Linked DNA regions of Homo sapiens: all the other regions are linked to region 3. Evidence: chromatin contacts called from ENCODE Hi-C or POLR2A ChIA-PET data. All regions are on one chromosome and are shown on one strand. The core of a region is the stretch at or near the end of the contact, and the rest is flanking DNA. Distances in the headings are between cores, read along the strand shown.

Evidence for each region. Hi-C counts contacts between places; a loop is a spot of excess contacts on that map. ChIA-PET counts read pairs that join two places held with the same protein, here RNA polymerase II (POLR2A). Pooled maps may share reads with other maps.
Region 1: a loop to region 3 is called in a pooled map, with 2.7 times the contacts of the local background. The contact joins the promoter of FGD2 here to the enhancer-like site in region 3. A Hi-C loop is called at or near these places in 1 of 168 maps with a recorded cell type or tissue (naive thymus-derived CD4-positive, alpha-beta T cell) and 9 of 50 pooled maps. POLR2A ChIA-PET finds 5 or more read pairs at or near these places in 5 of 52 experiments (B cell, H1, OCI-LY7 and 2 more).
Region 2: a loop to region 3 is called in a pooled map, with 4 times the contacts of the local background. The contact joins two enhancer-like sites. A Hi-C loop is called at or near these places in 9 of 50 pooled maps. POLR2A ChIA-PET finds 5 or more read pairs at or near these places in 4 of 52 experiments (H1, HEK293, WTC11 and 1 more).

Annotation. Positions count from the first base shown.
Region 1 is chr6:37,004,405-37,007,104 of GRCh38, forward strand. FGD2 (FYVE, RhoGEF and PH domain containing 2) reads left to right here and starts at 1,251. Exons shown (of 16, transcript NM_173558.4): 1 at 1,251-1,481. The coding sequence starts at 1,414. RefSeq lists a silencer at 849-1,011 and an enhancer at 1,267-1,396.
Region 2 is chr6:37,221,311-37,224,010 of GRCh38, forward strand. All of the region lies in intron 1 of TMEM217B (transmembrane protein 217B), which reads right to left. All of the region lies in intron 1 of TMEM217 (transmembrane protein 217), which reads right to left. Among named protein-coding and RNA genes, the nearest start is that of TBC1D22B, 35 kb to the right of the region's middle. RefSeq lists an enhancer at 586-725 and silencers at 926-1,185, 1,556-1,605. Within about 2 kb of position 1,306, at least 22 of the 41 ENCODE cell types and tissues checked have a DNase peak (open chromatin) inside an H3K27ac peak, as active enhancers do.
Region 3 is chr6:37,101,328-37,104,027 of GRCh38, forward strand. No RefSeq gene overlaps it. Among named protein-coding and RNA genes, the nearest start is that of PIM1, 67 kb to the right of the region's middle. RefSeq lists enhancers at 532-1,139, 1,140-1,747, 1,994-2,043 and silencers at 1,226-1,365, 1,376-1,555. Within about 2 kb of position 1,269, at least 38 of the 41 ENCODE cell types and tissues checked have a DNase peak (open chromatin) inside an H3K27ac peak, as active enhancers do; they include B cell and OCI-LY7, where a contact is called at or near this core.

The DNA of each region.
Region 1 (2,700 bases), core at 1-2,500, 97 kb before region 3:
GGGCCGGGAGACCAGGTGGTAAAGGAGGCCTCAGGCAAAGACAACCCAGTGTCCTGGGATCAGGGAGGCCTGGGGATGGAGCAGCAAGAACATGGTCATCCAGGCTCCCAACGAACCTTTGCTGGAACTGTAGGACACCCACTTTTGCTTTGGAAATCCAACTTCTCTTGTATTCTTCCTGGGTGACCTTGGGCAAGTTACTTAACCTCTCTGATTCTGTTTCTTCCTATGTAAAGTGGGGATAGGAATAGTACCTACCTCATGAGGTTGTTATAGGATTAATAAGAAAATACTCATAAGCATGAAAAAGAGTGCATGTTAGCTATTATTATCCTCTGAGTTTCAGGGAGGAAACTGCCCTCCCTTGGGGCAATGAGGTGATGACAGCAACAACTAAAATGAGAGAACCCCAGTGGGGAGGTGGGAACATCACAGTACTCCCTGCCACCCTTACCAGGTTTGTGATTATTTTAAATAAAACATGCTGTTTCCTGGCCAGGCACAGTGGCTCACATCTGTAATCCCAGAATTTTGGGAGGCCGAGGCAGGAGGATCACCTGAGGCCAGGAGTTCAAGACCAGCCTGAGCAACATGGTGAAACCCCATCTCTACTAAAAATACAAATAATTAGCAGGGCGTGGTGGCAGGCCCTGTAATCCCGGCTACTCAGGAGGCTGAGGCAGGAGAATCGCTTGAACCGGGAGGCAGAGGGTGCAGTGAGCCGAGATCCCACCACCGCACTCTGTCTCTAAAGAATAAAAAAGACATTATTTCCTTACAGCTGTGAGCAGGGGCAGATGCAGAAAAGAAGGTGCTGGGAAAGAGGCCAAGTAAAAGCCACTGGACCTTCTGAAGGAGAAAGTGTGGTTGGCTGGAACCACTAGGCCAAGAAACCAGCCAAGGGTCTGGCTCCGGGTGGCCTTTTTTTTTTTTTTTTTTTTTAAGAGACGGTGTCTCACTATGTTGCCCAGGTTGGTCTTGAACTCCTGGGCTCAAGCAATCCTCCTGCTTCGGCCTCCCAAAGCACTGGAATTAGAGGTGCAAACCACTGCACCAGCCCAGACTGGGCTCCAGAAGCTACCTCTGGGCCCTGTTGCCACCTCTTAGGTGGCTTCTGGAATGGGGGTCTACAGGTGTGAAAGGTCAGCCCCCCTGAGGGAGAGGTGGGGCCCGAGCAGGCTCCTCCCACTGCGGGAGTGCTGGCCTTTCCCCTGCAGGGCTGTGGCTCTGGGACCACTTCCTCTTTCTTCACTCTGAAGCCAAGAGCCGACCTTCTGAGCCCTCAAGAAAGATCAGAACAGATTCATGGGTGATTTAGCCTATCTGTCCCAGGCCAGCGTGGCTGAGTGTGCTGGCTGGAGGCCTCTCTCTCTGCTTCGAGGGTAGCTGAGATCCACCCCGGAAACCGGCAGGATGAAGGGGGCAAGTGAGGAGAAGCTGGCATCTGTGTCCAACCTGGTCACTGTGTTTGAGAATAGCAGGTATGGGCAGCTGGGGTGGGAGGGTCACCATGGTGGGCTGGCAGCCACCCTCCAGCCTTTCTGGCAGCTCTCTCCCTGGGCCCTGCCCCGGACCCTCCTCCTGCAGGGGCAGCCCCGCGTTCCTCGGTCACGGATTCCTTGGAGCATGGGAGAGTGTCGGTGGGACACCAGGAGCCAGGCAGGGGTGAGAGTGCCAGTGTGTGTTGGGAGAGTCCAGACAGGTGTGGTTACGAGCAAGCATGGGCAGACCAAAGCCTGTGTGTGGGCACAGGACCCCACCCAGTGCCTGCCAGCACCTCTCAGAAAAGGTAGCTGATACTCACCAAGAATTTACGCCCTATGATTAGGATAACCATATAATTTATCATTCAGCACACAATTGAAACTGAAAGTAAATGCCAAATAAAATGTGGTGGTTGTGGGGGAGGCATTACAGGTAAAGCTGGGACCGTATGAGGCAAACCAGGATGTACGGGCAGCATCCTGATGGGGTACTCCCTACTCTAAGTTCATGTCCTTACTTATTTAATTTAGTCATCGAACAGCCTAATAGGGGTAGATTCTGTTTCTGTTCCCGTCTTATAGATGAGGAAATGGAGACACAGAGAGGTGAGGATGCCAAGTGCTTTAAGTATCTGGGGCAATGCTGGGGCGTCTGTCTGGAGGGAAAAGGCTGGGCCAGATGCGTGGAGTCATTGGTAGCCCTGGGAGCATGTGTGTTTGTGTGTGTGCGCGTGTGTGTATGTGTGTGTTGTGTGTTATGTGTGGCATCAATCCATTCTGCAGGCATTTCTTAAGCTCAGGACTGTGTTAGGGGCTGTCCCAGGTAGGGTTTTCTGGAAATAGACTCAGACAGAGGTTTGCCTCAGGTGATTTATCAGGGAGAGCTTTTGGGAACAACAGCTGTGGGTGTGAGGGAAGCAGGGCCGGGCAGGGGGAGATGCTGAACTGCAGTGCACCTGCCACAGAGGCCTCAGCCTGTCCCAGGGAGCTCTGGAGCTGGGATGCCTCTCGGTTGTTCCAGCTGAGGAAGAGGGCTGGGTATTTGTATCTCCATGTGGACTGGACAAGAGACTCTGGGTGAGGCAGCTCTCTCTTCCAGAGAGTGATTCCCAGAGAGGGACTCAGCCAATAAATTACCCGGCAGCCCCCAGTACTACCAGTAGCTGGTGGGGATGGTGTGGGGAGGCCTCATTCCTGAAGGAGGGACATGGGTGGC
Region 2 (2,700 bases), core at 56-2,555, 120 kb after region 3:
CAAGTAGCTGGGACTACAGGAGTGCACCACCACACCTGGCTAATTTTTGTATTTTTAGTAGAGACGGGGTTTCGCCATGTTGGTCAGGCTGGTCTCAAACTCCTGACCTCAGGTGATCCTCCCACCTCGGCCTCCCAAAGTGCTGGGATTACAGGGGTGAGCCACCCCACCTGGCCATGTAAGTAGAATCTTATAGCATTTGTGACTGGCTTATTTCTGTTAACATAATGTCCTCAAGGTTCATCTATGTTATAGAATGTGTCAGAATTTTCTTTGATTACTGCATTAAAATAAATAAAAGATAAACTGAAAATATATGAAGAAACAGGAAACCATAGAAAATGACCTAGTGTTACAGGATCTCTGGGGTGTCAATTTTCTGGCCAGAAACCTCTGTGGCCAGCGGCACCTTTGCCTGAGTTCTTGTTCTGTGTCCAAGATGAATGAGGTACACAGACAAGTGAAGGGTAAACAAGATGAAGATGAGCTTTAAGTGTTAGATCAGCTAAAAGGAGACTCGCAGTGGGTAGCTCCGCTCTGTAGGCAAGTCATGCTAATATCTGCTGTTCTCAGCAGGGAGAAGGCCCTGGAGAGGGTTGCTCCTCTATGCAGCTGATAGTCCTGACGTCTCTGCAGGTCTCTGAGGCTCTCAGAAGAGAGGGTAGTTCCTCTCTGTAGCTGGTCCTCCCATTGTCTCCTGCTATCAGCAGAGAGGATAGCTCCTCTCTGCAGCTGGTCGTCCTATCATCTCTCTGCTCTCTTCGTCCTCTAGCCATCCTCTGCCCTGCTCTGGCTAAGCCCAGGTCTTTTATGGACCTCAGAAGGGAGGAAGTGCACGCAGATTGGTACATCGGGGGCCATGGGCAGGCTGGAAGAGGCACCACTTAGGTCTGCAGGACTGGCGGCCTGGCCCCAGCCTTCAGGCTCTCCCTGGCCTGAGGGTGGGGCCTTACTGAGGACCCGCCCCCTTCCACCCGGGAATCGATACGCCTCCCGCTGCCATCCATGGCCCCCCCAGGGCTCGACCCCAACCCGGCTCCGAGATTTGAACTGGTGCCGGGATTGGAGAGAGGCCAGGCAGCGGGAGCAGACATCCGGGAGCCTGCAGGGACGGCAGGAAGCCGGGGAAGGGGGCCTCCTGGGGTCCCCGAGGGTGCAGGCTGCAGAGACGCCCGGGTCCTGCACCTAGGAGGTCCCGCCCCGCTAACTCGAAAGGGGCGGGTCTCCTACTTGTCCCTGGCTCCTGCCTGCTCAGTGAAGTGGGAGGCCCAGGTCTGCAGCCGTGGGTCCTGGCAGCTGCAGCTGCACCTGGGAGGGCAGATCCTGCCTATTCCCGGCCCTCCTCCAAGAGCACAGGGAGGCTTCGATGCACAGCCACAGTTTGGGCAGCTGCAGCCCGCCCAAGAGGGCGGGACTTCTGCCTGCTCCGTAGAGCCGGAGGTGGGGTCTACGGCTTTGGTTTGGGCGGCTGCAGTAGCACCCGGTGAGTTCCCGACTTAACTCAGAAGGGGCCGGGCTTCCACCGGCTCCATGGAGTGTGTAACCCTAGCCGCGCCTCCCTGCTGCAGCTGGAGTGACAGCCGGAGTGATGGTAGCAGCCACTGCCATTACTAGCTGATTTGAAAAAGAACCCAAATAGAATTTCTAGAGATGAAAAACTCAGTATCTGAAATTAAAAATTCAGTGGACATAAATGGTAGCAGGTTGGACACAGATTAAGGAATAATTAGTTAACCAGGAAACAAGATAAATCAGCAGAAATTATCCAGAATGTAGCACAGGGAGACAAAAAGATGGAAAATATGAAGGAGAAGTTAAGAGACATGAAAGACATAATAAGATGTTCTGATAGAGAAAGAGAGATGAGACAAAATGGGGGTAGCATATTTACAGAGAAAATAGCTGAGGATTTGCACAACTGAAAAAAAAACACCAATGCACAGATTCAAGAAACCTAACTGATTGCTAGAAGGATAAATGAAAGAAAATCTACACAAAACATATGGTACTCAAACTATGGAACACCACACACAAAAAGAAAATCTCAAAAGCAGCCAATGGGCTTTTTATTTAAAAGACCAACAGTTATAGACTTCTATAGGAAACAAAAATCCCATGGAATAATATTTTAATTGTGCTACACAAAGCAAAACAAACAAATAGAAACCCCTGCCAACCTAGGATTCTATACTCAACTCAAATATTTTTCTTTTTTTGAGACAGTATCTTGCTCTGTCGCCCAGGCTGGAGTACAGTGGCGTGATCTCAGTTCACCACAACCTCTGCCTCCCGGGTTCAAGCAATTATCCTGCCTCAGCCTCTCAGGTAGCTGGGATTACAAGCGTGTGCCACCATGCCCAGCTAATTTTTGCATTTTTAGTAGAGACGGGGTTTCACCATGTTGGTCAGGCTGCTCTCAAACTCCTGACCTCAGGTGATCTGCCACCTTGGCCTCCCAAAGTGCTGGGATTACAGGCGTGAGCCACTGCACCTAGCCCATTTTTCTTATTTATATATTTATTTATAGAGATGGAGTCTTGCTGTGTTGCCCAGGCCAGAATGGAGTAATGCAATCATAGCTCACTGCAGCCTCAAACTCCTGAGCTCAACAGAGCCTCCTGCCTCAGCCTTTTTTTTTTTTTCTGGAGACAGGATCTCACTCTGTCACCAGGCTGGAATGCAGTGGCACGATCTCAGCTC
Region 3 (2,700 bases), core at 19-2,518:
AAACGCTCGATGTGTCCTGAGTAGTCGTCCACTTTCTCTGTAGCCCACCTGTTTGCTTACTGTCACTCAGGCTGTCACTGAATCTCCTCCCCTCCCTAGTCCCAGGAGAGGTTTTACTAGTCTCTGAAGGCCAATCTAAAACAGTTGTTGCAAAGGCAACGCCAGAGGCCTCCCAGGGTGATGACTATGTTGACAAAGATCACTGGCACCTAAATTCAAGCAGGTCTGTAAAACTCTGTCTTGTTCTTTTTTTTTTTTTTTCTTTTTGATATGGTGTCTCACTCTGTCGCCCAGGCTGGAGTGCAGTGGCGCGATCTCGGCTCACTGCAAGCTCTGCCTCCCGGGTTCACACCATTCTCCTGCCTCAGCCTCCTGAGTAACTGGGACTACAGGCGCCCGCCACTATGCTCAGCTAATTTTTTGGTATTTTTAATAGAGACGGGGTTTCACCGTGTTAGCCAAGATGGTCTCCATCTCCTGACCTCGTGATCCGCCCGCCTCGGCCTCCCAAAGTGCTGGGATTACAGGCGTGAGCCACTGCGCCTGGCCTGTCTCGTTCTTCATGGTCAAGGTGGGCCATGACAATGATAACATGGGTCCTGCCTCTTAAAGTTTATATTGTAGTTTAATTGGTGAGCACACACACGCTTAAATGATGAGCAGCTCTCTGGGTGCCAAATGAAATAGGAAAAAGCAAATGCTCCCAAGGTTTAAGGAAGACCAGGTTGGCATAGCTGAGCTGATGAGAAAAGGTGCTGGAAAGACGGGGGGCTGTTAAGGGATGAAGTAGTTAGAGTACGTGGGAGCTGTGGCAAACCTGCATTCTTCCCTAACCCTTCCAAACCAGGTCAGATCCCGGTAGCATCACCACGGTACCCTTCATATCAAGGCTGAATTTCATTTTGGTGATTATCTGATCCGGTGTCTGCCTCCTCCATTTTACAAAGATCTTGCCATTGTGCCCCAGGACAGCGATAGGTGGGCAGAGGCCAGTGAGGACCAGGTCAGGGCGAGGCTGCTGGGAGGGAGAGGCTGAGCCGATCACAAAGACAGTCTGCAGCTTTCCTCCTCCCCCTCCCCCAGGGAGGAGCAGCTGATGTGTTTCAGGAGTGTTCCAATCCAATTAGTGCCCTCCCTCCCCTCCACGGTGGCCCAAGCCACCACTCCCTTCCCCGAGGTGGAGACTGGGTGGGGAGGGGGTGCTGAGGAGGTCTGAACATCCTGACCCAGCTCCTCGTGGCAGCACAGCTGGCTCGCTGCTACTGAGCTCAAGGCTGCTATGACAGCGCTCGTTTCCAGGCGACTGTTCTGGGGAATGCTCTGTTTTGGCAACCAGAGGGCCCCCGGGTAAGGGGGGCCCGCAGGACGCCGCGTCATTTGCATGGCAACCTCCTCCCTCCCCGAGCTGCGCGCTGCTCTGCGGCAGGCGGGCAGCCTGGCCCGGCCGCCCCGGCCCCTCGCCCTCCGCCCAGGCCCGCCTTGCGGCTCCGGCGCGGCGCTGTCACCGCCTTCTCCACACCGGGAGGCGGAGGCTGCACGCAGAGCTAGGGCATTTCCGGAAAGGCTGGTGCCCTAGGGAAGTGGGGAAATGATGCTTGGGGACAAAACACTGAAATGGGGGAGGGGAAATGAAATAAAATCTTTCCAAGCCAGAGTCAAAGTCACATGGCTTGGTAGCATCAAAATGCATTCTGGATAGCAGGGTTGGCTCACAAAATGTTTATTTAGGTGAACTCACAGCTAAGCCCTAGGAGATACTCAGAAAATTTCTTTTGGATCATTACACTGCATGTGTGTGTGAATTTGGGAATGGGAAAAAATATTTCTTACCTAGGCAAATAAGGCAGTGATATTCTTAGGAAATATTTTCAAATTCTTGCAGGGGGACTTGGTGACATTGTATTTTCTGAATTTGTTGGAAGAAACCGAAAGAGAAAATAAATTCCTGGGAGCCTCCCTTCTCTCCTGCATATACCCACCCCACCCAAACCACACACACCAGCACAAGTCCATGATGCCAACTGGGATACCAGGGCTGTGACATGTGGACCAACATTAACTGCCCAAGGACACATGCCCTGGGCTGGAACCTGAGAGGGGGTTGGGCCGGGGCAGGTCACCCCAGCTGAGCGATCACATTTCCCTGGCAGCTGTCCAAGGGGCAGCTCCCAGCTGCACCTGTTTGTGGGGTGATTTGCTTTTATCAGTATTGACACAGCAGCAGGGCCAGGGAATAGCATAGTAATAAATAAATGAGAGAGGGAAAAAAAATAAAAAAAGGCCGGAGCCACCGAGGCGAGGCAAAAATGCTGAGGTCTTTTTTTGCTTGTATGTCAGCGCATTCAATCCAGTTTCCCCACCCCTGAAATCTCTGAGGATCACAGAGCAGGCTTGGCATGGGAACTCTGGGTCTTAAAGAGATAGAATTGCAGAATCAGAGGCATCTTAAGATCCTTTTGTGCCAGGCGTCCCTAACCAGCAGATCTCAGGGTTACTTGCTACCCTCACCTGCCCCTACTGTTTGTCAGGAACCTCAGCAGGAAGGGAGTTTCTTCCTCTCTCTGCCAACTTTAGCATCAGGGAAGTAGAATAATTCAAGTGGAGGGTCTGGAGTTAGTCAAACCTAGGATCAAATCCTGGCTCTGTCTAGCTGTGTGACTTGGGGTATATTAACTAACTACTCTGAGCCTCGATTCCTCT